2 separate regions of the Homo sapiens genome follow, and region 2 is linked to region 1. A link is a loop called in an ENCODE intact Hi-C map of the cell type or tissue named here. Cell type or tissue: heart left ventricle. All regions are shown on one strand. Each heading gives the region's core, and the rest is flanking DNA. Links, peaks and the distances in the headings are about the cores only.

What was found. Hi-C counts contacts between places; a loop is a spot of excess contacts. Peaks named below come from ENCODE experiments on the same cell type or tissue, not always from the same donor. Only the 100,000 strongest peaks of a DNase experiment are listed, where the experiment ranks them.
Region 2: it touches region 1 in a loop (2.3-fold over the local background); 9 of 110 quality-filtered maps call a loop at or near these places.

The regions. Positions count from the first base shown.
Region 1 is chr20:20,357,809-20,363,190 of GRCh38, reverse strand. It overlaps CFAP61 (cilia and flagella associated protein 61), which reads right to left. Exons shown (of 27, transcript NM_015585.4): 27 at 2,493-2,981. The coding sequence ends at 2,781. Among named protein-coding and RNA genes, the nearest start is that of INSM1, 7.6 kb to the left of the region's middle. RefSeq lists a silencer at 2,452-2,746 and an enhancer at 2,452-2,746. In heart left ventricle, for the core only: a CTCF peak has its summit at 2,628 (motif pointing left); no DNase peak of the experiment used is centred there; H3K27me3 peaks cover 1,971 bases.
Region 2 is chr20:20,449,256-20,454,637 of GRCh38, reverse strand. The region is part of intron 37 of RALGAPA2 (Ral GTPase activating protein catalytic subunit alpha 2); the gene reads left to right. Among named protein-coding and RNA genes, the nearest start is that of INSM1, 84 kb to the right of the region's middle. RefSeq lists an enhancer at 1,759-1,868. In heart left ventricle, for the core only: no CTCF peak of the experiment used is centred there; DNase peaks (open chromatin) are centred at 2,077 and 4,007; H3K4me3 peaks cover 638 bases; H3K27ac peaks cover 226 bases.

The DNA of each region.
Region 1 (5,382 bases), core at 247-5,246:
TCCTTTACTCTCCCCCCACTCTTCTCCCTGCTCTTACTCTCCCCCCACTCCCCACAGGCCAACGTGTGTTATTTTATTTGTCTAGAGAGAGCCTATTTGTTCAGTGATGTGTGGCCTCCTGGTCGCCTGCTTTAATGGGGGACGCGGAGGCTTGGTTTCTGTGAGCATTAGCATACAGCTGCGGGCTCTGCGCCCCTGCCGGCGCTCACTTTATCCCAGCCTTATCATCACTTCTTCTTTCAACCAGAAAACAATCAACAGCTCCTCGCACTCGGCGCTCAGCGACTTTCGAGCCCTGCTCCCTGCTTCTTGGCTAACACTGGCTCACTCGGATGCGCACCCTCTCTCTCTCTCTCTCCCTCCCTCCCTCCCTCCCTCCTCTCTCTCTCTCCCTCTTGAAAGGGTAAATATTGATTGGCTGGCTTTACATTTTATGCTCCATGCCATATTTCCTTCCCTCCCTCACTTCATCGTTGATTTTTCTCTTGCCCTCCTGTGATGTTTGAGTGTAGTAAAACCATAATAAGCCATTTTTGGAAAGGCGGTGGTTACACTCTTTATTAAAAACTGACATCTGTTGGGAGAGCAATTAGAGGCATCAGAAGGCGGGGTTGTTGCATGTGATTTGGGGGAATAAAACTTTGGAAAATTAACTTTGGTATTTTCTGATTAATATTCTTTGCTTAAAACTGTAGAATTCCAAGATCAGGCTTACAGCCCAAGATGTCCCCAGCTCAGCAGCAAGTGCTGAAATATGTAGAGACGCCAAGCATTCAATCCACTTACGGAATTCATGCCTTGTGCAAGCCAAGTCCAAATATTGGTCTGTTTCAAGCCCTTCCTTTTAAAAGCCAGGCTTTATCTTCACCGTTATTTTCCCAAAGCCCTTAGAATAGTCAATTGCAAGTTATAACCAACAACTCTTGAATTCCTCTTTTATTCTTAGGCAACTTGTTCAGTGATAAAGTTTTCAAGTCTGAACAGATATGCTAAGATTCTTAGATTCAGGAAATTATTTAGCATCTATGCTAAATAGCTTGTAAATTACCCACTTTCGAAGTGTGAGATAAGGATTAAAATAATGTCACCCAATATACTTTGTACACTAAAATATATTCTAGATATTTTCAAGTCTGCTGTGATACTTATGGAGCACTAACACTCCTTTTTCAAAAGGCAGCAAAGGAAAACTTACTGTCACATTTATGCATGATTTGGTATTAAGGTTGACATTGTCATTTGGGGTCACTTTTATGTGACTGGAGGCTTTTTAATGCTAATACTTGGTCACAGAAGTCATAACTGTTGATCCTCCGAGATTGTTCTGTTAATCTGCATCCAGGGGTCCCAGGACCTGTCACAGAAACTTACTCCTTTTGCTTATGAGTTTGACCCAGGTCCTTTCAGGGGAATGGGACAGGGGAGGAGAGTTGCTTGAGCTGACTCATTCACCAGCCCCTGAAATATGGTTCCACGTGTGCTGGGTCTGAATTCTGAAGAGTGGACCAGTAGCAATTGTTCCCCATTCAAGTGACACAGTGTGTACCATATGGCCAATGCTGGACCCTCCCCCCAGTGACCCATGCATTTGCGGAAAACGTGCATGTGAAGGAATTAGGAGCATTTATTGCTTGCTTTTGCCTGCCTTGGGAAAATCAAGAGTCCAGTATTCTGGAACAATTTTATTTTGCAGAAATATCAATATCAAATAACTTTGCAGTTCCAACAAGTTGGCAGTTTGCAGCAGAGAGTTTGATAATGTGTACACAGTGCTGTAATGCCAGCTCTGACTTTCCTTCTAATAGTTGTGTATCCCTTATCTTGTGCCAACTTTTGCTCAACATTTACATAAAATACAACACATGAAGAAAAAACTGGAATTGTTCACAAAAACCAGTTTTAAGCCCTGCTGTGAAAAATTGTGTCACACTGTCTACTGAGAGACCCAATAAATGAGCACAATCTTATGTGTTGTTCCCCCTCATTCCTGAATCCATGCAGTTAGTTACTAGTGGGCAATTAATTTGCTTTATTTATAAGAAAAAGGGTTTCTGATCCACATTAGAGTTGACATGTACTAGGGACCCCTTCACCCCGCCCCCCTCAATGCAAAGCAACAGTGCTAAGGATCAAAGAAAATGAACTTTGATGAACTTCCCATTACCACGTTACCACGTTCTAATCTAAAACCTATGTGTGAACCCCTTGAGCACCCAACTTTTCTGTGACTTTATGCTCCTCATCTGCAATTTGAAACAGAAATACAGCCTCCTCCTTTCCAAAGGTCATGTAAGCTTTCCTACACAATCACTGCTTCTTATGTTGGACTGCAGATTTAATTTCTCATCATCTGTTTACTAATTTTCCATTCTGGGCACATTTTCTTTTTTATCACCCACAAGTACTGCTGGGTAAACATGTGAAGAACTAACAAGACTGGCAGCGGAAGTTTCCAGGAAATCAAACAGAATCACACCCAAGGTAAAAACAAGTTTTACACACTATGATCTCATTTTATTGCTGAAATGGATTATTCTGCACAGGAACATGCCTGGGATTTGTAAAGCGAGCCTGCCCCAGAAGAGAGGCACACGGCCGTGTGCCACCTACTGGGATGATAGAAAACTACAGGCATAAGTCAGGGAAGGAAAGGAATGAACAAAACCACCAGGGGCTGGCTTCGCTGTCAAACCAGGCTGCAGAGAACTTTTCTATTTCTACAGAGCGCGTTTCCAGGAACTAAATAAATGAAAACCATAAAGGGGAGACCCTGCCTACAACTAAACGATGCCTGGCCACGCGTACATGGGCAGGTGGTAGCGGTTATAGTGCAGGTAGTCAAGAGTGCTTCTCTCCACCAGGGTTTTGTAGATGGATTCCTCAAAAACTCTTTTGAGGTATTGCCTGGGCTTCTCAGTCGGGTTGATTTCCTCATCTTCTATTTGATGGGCTAACTGCTCTATGGAAGGAAGATCTTCCTCCTGTAAAACACAGTAAGAGGCCAGATACAGAAATTAATTGGACCCTGCACAGTTGTAACGGCAGTTTCATGAGAATGAAAACAACAGTAGTCAGCTCTGCAAGGATGGTCATTTTTTTTCTAGCTTTTGAAAATTTATTTTTAATTGTGGCAAAGTATACACAACATGTCTTATTTTAATAATTTTTAGGTGTACAGTTCAGTGGCATGAAGTACATTCACATTGCTGTGTAACCCTCACCACTGTCCATCTCCAGGACTTTCTCATCTTCGTCAGCTGAAACGCTGTCTCCATTAAACACCAGCTCCGTACCCTCCCATCCTCCAGGCCCTGGAAACCACCTCTGTCTCTATGAATGTGACTACGCAGGCATCTCATATGAGTGGAACCCTGTAGTACTTTTTTTTGTGACTGGCTTATATCACTTAGCATAATGTCCTCAAGAGTCATCCAGGTTAGTCATTTCAAGCCCTTCATTTTCAGATAAAAATCATCTGTAGATCATACTTGTTTTGTTGTTGTTGTTGTTTTGTTTTTTGCTTTTTGAGACGGAATTTCGCTGTTGTTGCCCAGGCTGGAGTGCAATGGCATGATCTCGGCTCACTGCAACCTCCGCCTACCAGGTTCAAACTATTCTCCTGCCTCAGCCTCCCAAGTAGCTGGGACTACAGGCATGGCCCACCATGCCTGGCTAATTTTGTATATTTAGTAGGGACAGGGTCTCTCCATGTTGGTCAGGCTGGTCTTGAACTCCCGACCTCAGGTGATCTGCCCACCTCGGCCTCCCAAAGTGCTGGGATTACAGGCATGAGCCACCACGCCCTGCCTCTGTTTTAAAAATAAAAAAATTTAAAAATAAAAAAAAGGAGTGATTAAACCTTTTTACTTGAAAGGTCCTATATGAAAAGTTTTCTTGCTTATAATTCCCAAGAAGTGGGATTTTAAAACCTTAGAATAAATTCACAATCAAGTCAAATTTTATTGATATATTTAAAAAGGTAGGGCTCAGAAAGAATAAAGTTGTTTGAAGCTGAGAATCTTATGCTGCACATAGGTACAGTGTAGTAGAGATTTTCCTAACATTTCATTATAAAAATTTTCAGAGACAAGTTGAAGAATTGTCCACTGAACACCTGCACACCTGCACCTGGACTCCACAGTTAACATCTGCTATATTTGCTTCACCACTGCATATCTGCCCTCCAGAGCAGGGTACTTCTAGAAAGCACATCCCCCAGGGTTGAGCTGGCTGCTTTCCAAACACTGTGATTCTTGAACATCACCCTAGATCAAGAGTCTGTGGACTCTGATGGTACATTTATTTCAACTTCCAATAATTCCTTCTATTTTGAATAGAAAAGGCAATTCCTTGCAGGGTTTTGTTGGATTATTAACTTACTAGTGATAAGAGCTTATAGATAGGAAAACAGACTCAAGCTATATGGAGGCATAAAGTCATTGCCACTTGGCTAAGCAAGACACAACGGGGTGCTGGAGATTATGCACACATTGGAAAGAGCAGTCAGTGAGGGTTGCAGGAATTCAGATTTAAACTAGAGCAATAAAGGCAGTGATAGGGAAAAAGCAACTGATTCTCACAACTAAGTACTGGGAGGTTCTGAAAACTTTGGGTGCCACCAGTAAGGCCTCGTGGATATATTCTGCAATGTGTATGAGGTTGGCTCTTTCTTCCTTAATTTTTCTGGAGAATTGTATCAAACCAACCAAAAACAATTACCTTACTAAAATTATACAAGATTTTGAGCTCATATTGTATGCTGCTGTTCTGACACTGGGTTAAATAGCGTAAAACCACTTTTAAAGTTTATTTCAGGCAAATATTGCTCTAGATTATAAACAGATTTTTGGGCACTTGCCTCTTGAAGGATGACCTCTCATACTGTGATCATCTTCTTTCACAGTGTGACCACCTCCCCTCACAGTATGACCATTCCCCTCAGTGTGACCACTTCCCCTCAGTGTGACCACCTCCCCTCACAGTATGACCATTCCCCTCAGTGTGACCACTTCCCCTCAGTGTGACCACCTCCCCTCAGTGTGACCACCTCCTCTCAGTGTGACTACCACCCCTCACAGTGTGCCCACCTCCCCTCACAGTGTGACCACCTCCCCTCAGTGTGACCACCTCCCCTCACACTATGACCACCTCTCCTCAGTGTGACCACCTCCCCTCACACTGTGACCACCTCCCCTCACACTATGACCACCTCCCCTCACACTATGACCACCTCCCCTCAGTGTGACCACCTTCCCTCAGTGTGACCACCTCCCCTCAGTGTGACCACCTCCCCTCACACTATGACCACCTCCCCTCAGTGTGACCACCTCCCCTCACACTGTGACCACCTCCCCTCACACTGTGACCACCTCCCCTCAGTAT
Region 2 (5,382 bases), core at 121-5,120, 92 kb before region 1:
CATCCTTGGAAGGCAGAGTGGGGAGTCAGGAAAAGCCTCTTCAGTTCTTTACCTGGCTTCCAATCCTCATTCCATTCCCATATCTAGTTATCTTGATTTTATCTGTGGATTTCAGGATACAACGTAAAGTTAAGGGCTGATCTGAAGAAAGCAAATATGTGGGAGACAAGTTTGAACCAGGGTTTCTGGCCACTGTTGTGTGCTGGTCCTATAAGGAGCAGGCAGCAGTGGCCAATAGAGCCACGAGTGTCATGCCTGCTGTGTGCGAGAGCCTCAGCAGCTGCCTGCCGGTCAGAGAGGACTGGTTTCCAAATTCAGACATGCTCAAATTCATTAGTGAATGACACACTGTATTTTACACAAAGGTCTCTCCTGGGATGTAATCTTTGTTTCGAGCTCTGTGGCCTTTTAAACTCTATGCTGATCATCTCACCTTTAAGGCCACTTTCACTAATCTGCACCTCACAGGCCACTGCATCCTTTCCATTTTTCACAGAGTACAGATAACACCTTCGGAGAACCCCTTAAGTTGAGCTTAGCTCACAGGAAAACTTCTGAGAAACAAGTTTTTCTCCAAGAACCAGGTAGTTCTCTCTCATATTTACACACATCCTGCCCTACGATATAGAGGTGCAAGGTGCATTTCTTGCTGGAGATGATCATTCAGTAAAATGTCTTTTACTTAGGGCTTAAAAAAATCTTGACAAAAAATAATCAACTGATTCTGATAATCTGATAATCTCATTCATATTCCTAGACACCAATTCTGAAAAGTCCAAAAGCATTTTTTTCGTTAGTGTACTCATTCATTCAACAAAATACCCATCGGCCATTTCCTGTATGCCAGGCACTGTGCTGTTGCTGTGGGTGCACAAATGGAAGGCCCGGTGCCCACCCTGGAGGGGCTCTTTGTTGAATACAGAGCACATTAGGGAAGAGAGCAGTGCACAGTTTCCTCATGGCTGTGATGCAGAGTGCAGCCCAGAGCCTCAAGGCGTCCCACAGAGGGCCTGTGACCTGGCAATTGGAGGGTGAATAGGCGTCACAGGGACTTGATGGAAGAAAGGAGCATTCAGAAAAAGTAAACGACTTTCAGCGGAAAAGAGCCTTTGGTAAACCTGGAACCATCAAGAAACTTGGTGATCTTGGAGCTTCAGATGCTGCTAGGAGCCCAAACCCACCCCCCGCAGTAATCAGATTGGGGTCCACAGCACCCAGATGTGCACACATCACTCCCTCCCCTTCTTATCGCTGTCTCATCTCACTGTGTCTGCCAGACACCTTCCCCCATCTCATGCCATAGACCCCTCACTCATAAGGAGATGTGCTACTGTCTTGTCTTGTGTGAGAAGAACAAGACCAGGAGGTGAAGCTGCTTGGAGCTGTCCTCTTGGGTCACCTGGAGAGACATCTGTTTACTTAGCTGCACCATTCTTTGCTCTGTCCCAGGCACTAAGAACCTCACATATTTTATTCAGTTATTAAGCAATCCTATCAGGAAGGCACAATTATGATCCTATTTTAATGTATTATGCAAACGCAATGCAATGTCTTAACACAATCTATTATGTCACAAACTTTTTTATGTTTAAAAAATATAGTTGAGGGAACAGAAGCCCAGAAAAGTTAAATAACTTGCCTGAGGCCACACAGTTTTGTGAATGGTAACCAGGACCTGAACCAGCAGCAGCTGCTCCACCTGTGCCATCAACTCACGGCTCCCCACCACCCCAGTGCCTGGTCAACACCTCTCCATCAGGACCCAAAGATGCCTGTGGAATTTTACTTGCATTTCAGTGCAACATTTTAAATCATGTTGGATCTGTTGGTCGGATTTATAACTTGTGATTTACAGCTGATTTTGATAAGCCACAAATACCAGTATCATGCTTTAATGAGACTGAAGGCATGAACGAGCAGATTCTACTCTTGAGGCTGTTGTGGGAACATGCCGGCCGACATTGCACTTACCCCTCTGAAGGCCGGCATTGTCGCCAGGCTCATTAGCATCCACGCTCCTCGCTGGGCCGTTGCCGCTTGCTAGCTTACCAGCTGTTCCTGCTGCTCCGTACAATGTCGGATGTGTTCAGCTCACTGGGTTCCTGTCCTCGCCGCCGGGAGGAGACAGCCCTTCCGCTGGGGATACCCACGTGGCTGCCTGTCAGCGGTGGCACCGAATAAAGTAATAGGCCTTCGCATGGCATATGGTGTCTGGATTCGTACAAGATGCAAAACTCTTCTGCAGCTAATGCACGATGACTCATAGCATTGCTAATTTTTCAAACAAAAGCTGACTTCCACACCCACACTTTTAACCCCTCCAGCTAAAACGTCTTGAGTTGCAAAGCTCTACAATGGTGACTTTTGGGTCACTATATAAAATTTGTTATACTTACTGAAAGTGTATGAAACGATTTGCTTTACTTTGGATTGAAGTTATTTTAAATTTCTATTTTAAGTTTATTTCCTCTCTATATGGGGAATTTTTAAGCTTTAACTTTCAATTTCTTTTTTACATTGGAAGAGTCAAAACAGTTTGGTAGATTTATTTTAAAAGCTGTTATTAGAAAATCGGTCAGAAGACACTGTATTAGTTGAACACTTGTAATTGTTTAGTAGAAGTTAACTTTCTCTTTTAAAAGCTTCATAGAAACTACTGCCTAATGCTCTTATCAATTCAGGTGTGGAGCATTTCAAGCTCACATTATAGTATTTTAAAGCTATAAGAGAATGTTGATTCTTTTGTGGAATATGATTTTGCATAGTCTCTTCTAGTATACTAAATAAGGCCCACTTAACCAAATTCTGGCAACAGAAATTTAGATTATAAATTTATATTAAAATGTCCATTTTTCAAACTAGAAAATAAATACATGGGATCTTCTAAAAGAATGTCCCTCCTAAACTTTGGATCAGTTGTGCTAATAGATAGCTACATTCAATCTGAGACCTTAAGTACTAAAATAAGGCAGTTATTTGCATTTACACAATCAGGCCTCCCTTTGAAGTAGTGATCAAAATATTGGTTCTTTTATAAATAACCTTTTACTGAACATTTTATTTAAACATTTCAGAGTCAGGAATTGCAACCATGAAATGATTAGGCAGTTTCTAATTATGGATCAGTAAGTGTTTTGTAGCCAGTCTGGCACATGAGCACTTTTGCAATCAGAATTTGGCAAATGAATGAATTTATAAAGGAACTTCAACCTAAGAGGGTAATATAGATTTTTTTAAAAATAGATTACTTTTTGGAAGCCCAAAAGATGTCTTTTGGGGAGCAGGCTAGACACTCAGAATTGATGTTTCATTTTGGTTTCATGTTTAAGTCTGAAGTTTTTGCTTTCTGATCTACAGATAGGAATTCAAATGCACATCTAACTTATAAAGGGCATTCTATTCTCTGAAAATGAAACAAAAATATATAAAATTTCTAAGTGGGCCTCACTTTCTATATTCCAGTTTTGATGCCATTTTTCAAGCATGCTCTCTAATTTTGCTCTTTGCCATTGGAAATAAGCTGGTGTGTATTTGGTGTGCCTAAAAATTTATTAGGCACTTAAAATTCTCCACGTTTGGCATATGTGAGGATTTCTAGTTTTGCTTTCACTGCCTTGAGTTTGAGAGCTATGTTTGTTGTTGCTCCTACTAGTACTTTTATTTTATCCTATTACCACTCATTTTTATGAAATGAGGGCAAAATTCACTGGAGTATTCAAATAATTACCTAAGGACAGAAGTGGAGACACTGCTGAGCCTGAACTCTTGGTCAGTAGTTAGTGTCTGCATGTAACTGATAAAATGCTTTCTCATCAGCCAATGGACCAGAGAGTAAACTCAGCTCCAAAAGGCAGTTTGGAACATCAGTGCACGATGTGCAAAAGCGCAGGCTGATCACAGGCACCCAGAAGGACTGTTGGACCATTATTCTCACTCTTGGCGACAACCCTGCAGAATGGGACTGTGTTAACCCACAGATGGGGAGAGTGAAGCTCGAGGAAGCTGGGTCTTGGCCTGGGGCCCACAGCCAGGGCAGGGCTGGGATGAGAGCCCAGACCAACCTGACTCTATGGCCGCCTGCTGTTTCTCATTTGTGCACACTTTTGACCTAAGAATAGGAGACCATCAAAATGATATAGCTTTCAGAAAGTGAAGCAATTCCAATTAGTTTTAGCTTGTTCTCTCATTATTGTTACCAAGTGAATCCTAGCCTTTTAAACCTTGATTGTATGGAATAAATATGAAAACAAAATTATCGTTAAGTTAGGATGGAAAGTATTCCCGTTTTGATACCATGTGTACATCTCTTACACCTAAATACATGTAGCTTCCAAATTAAAAAGCAGTGAAAATATTAAGTTTAAATATTCTTACTGGCATATCCCACTTAGAGTCCATCCCAAAATAAGCATCTAATTGATGTTAGTTAGTGTGCTTTTGCCTTGAGAAATAGTTGAGGACGCAGTTCCATCACAGTGATTTTTCTGTCTTTTTGCTAGCAAGATATTTATTTGTATATGTGGAATCCATTTATATTCTACCTCTCTCTAAAATAGATTTGAAAGAGCTTACATAAAGGCCATGTATAATGAGAAAGAGAAAATCAAAGCCCAGGAAGCGAGGATGAAAATAAGAGTATCATCTGAAGGCATACAGAGAATCCACAGTCATGGCTCTGGCAGCAGAGCAGGGCATCCCCATTGACTACTGCTGACCTCTAATGCTTGCTGTAAGGTGTAGCTACCACATGTCTTCGGGCCATTCTTGTTCTAAAGTTGTCAATTACTGTTAATGAAATTATATTTTGTATAAGTTGGAAGACATAATAGGTCATTCTAACCTAATAAGTTCCAGACAACAGCATATATTTATAGGAAATTTTTAATATCAAAATGATTTCTATTCTACCCCATGAGTTCAAAAGATATCTTTGGAGCAGACATGCAAGTTCATGTGCATCACAAGCTAATTAGGTCCGGGGGAAAAAAAAAAGTTAAGGGCTTAACAATAGCTGAAAAAGTGAAGAATTAATTAGTGACAGGGGAAAGTATGATTGAAAAATAATCTTAATGCCCACATTAGCTGGCTAGCTGCTTTTGCTAAGCCTTTTAGTTTAAAAAGCCCAAGTACCTGACATTTTGCATCTGTTTTTCTGTGAAGATAAAAGGAAACTTGAGTGTCTTATTCTCAATAATGGATTTTATGTGACAAAAAGGTTTCTGCTCCCTTCATTTCCATGGCCAGGCATTTTTATATTATTGCCCCACCGACTGTCATTTCATGTTTAACTCTTTGTAGACTCACACAGCTTTCCTCAACCCTGGGGATGGTCTGGGATTGAATGATGTCAAAGCCTCTCTGTGTACTAGGTGCTTCCATGCA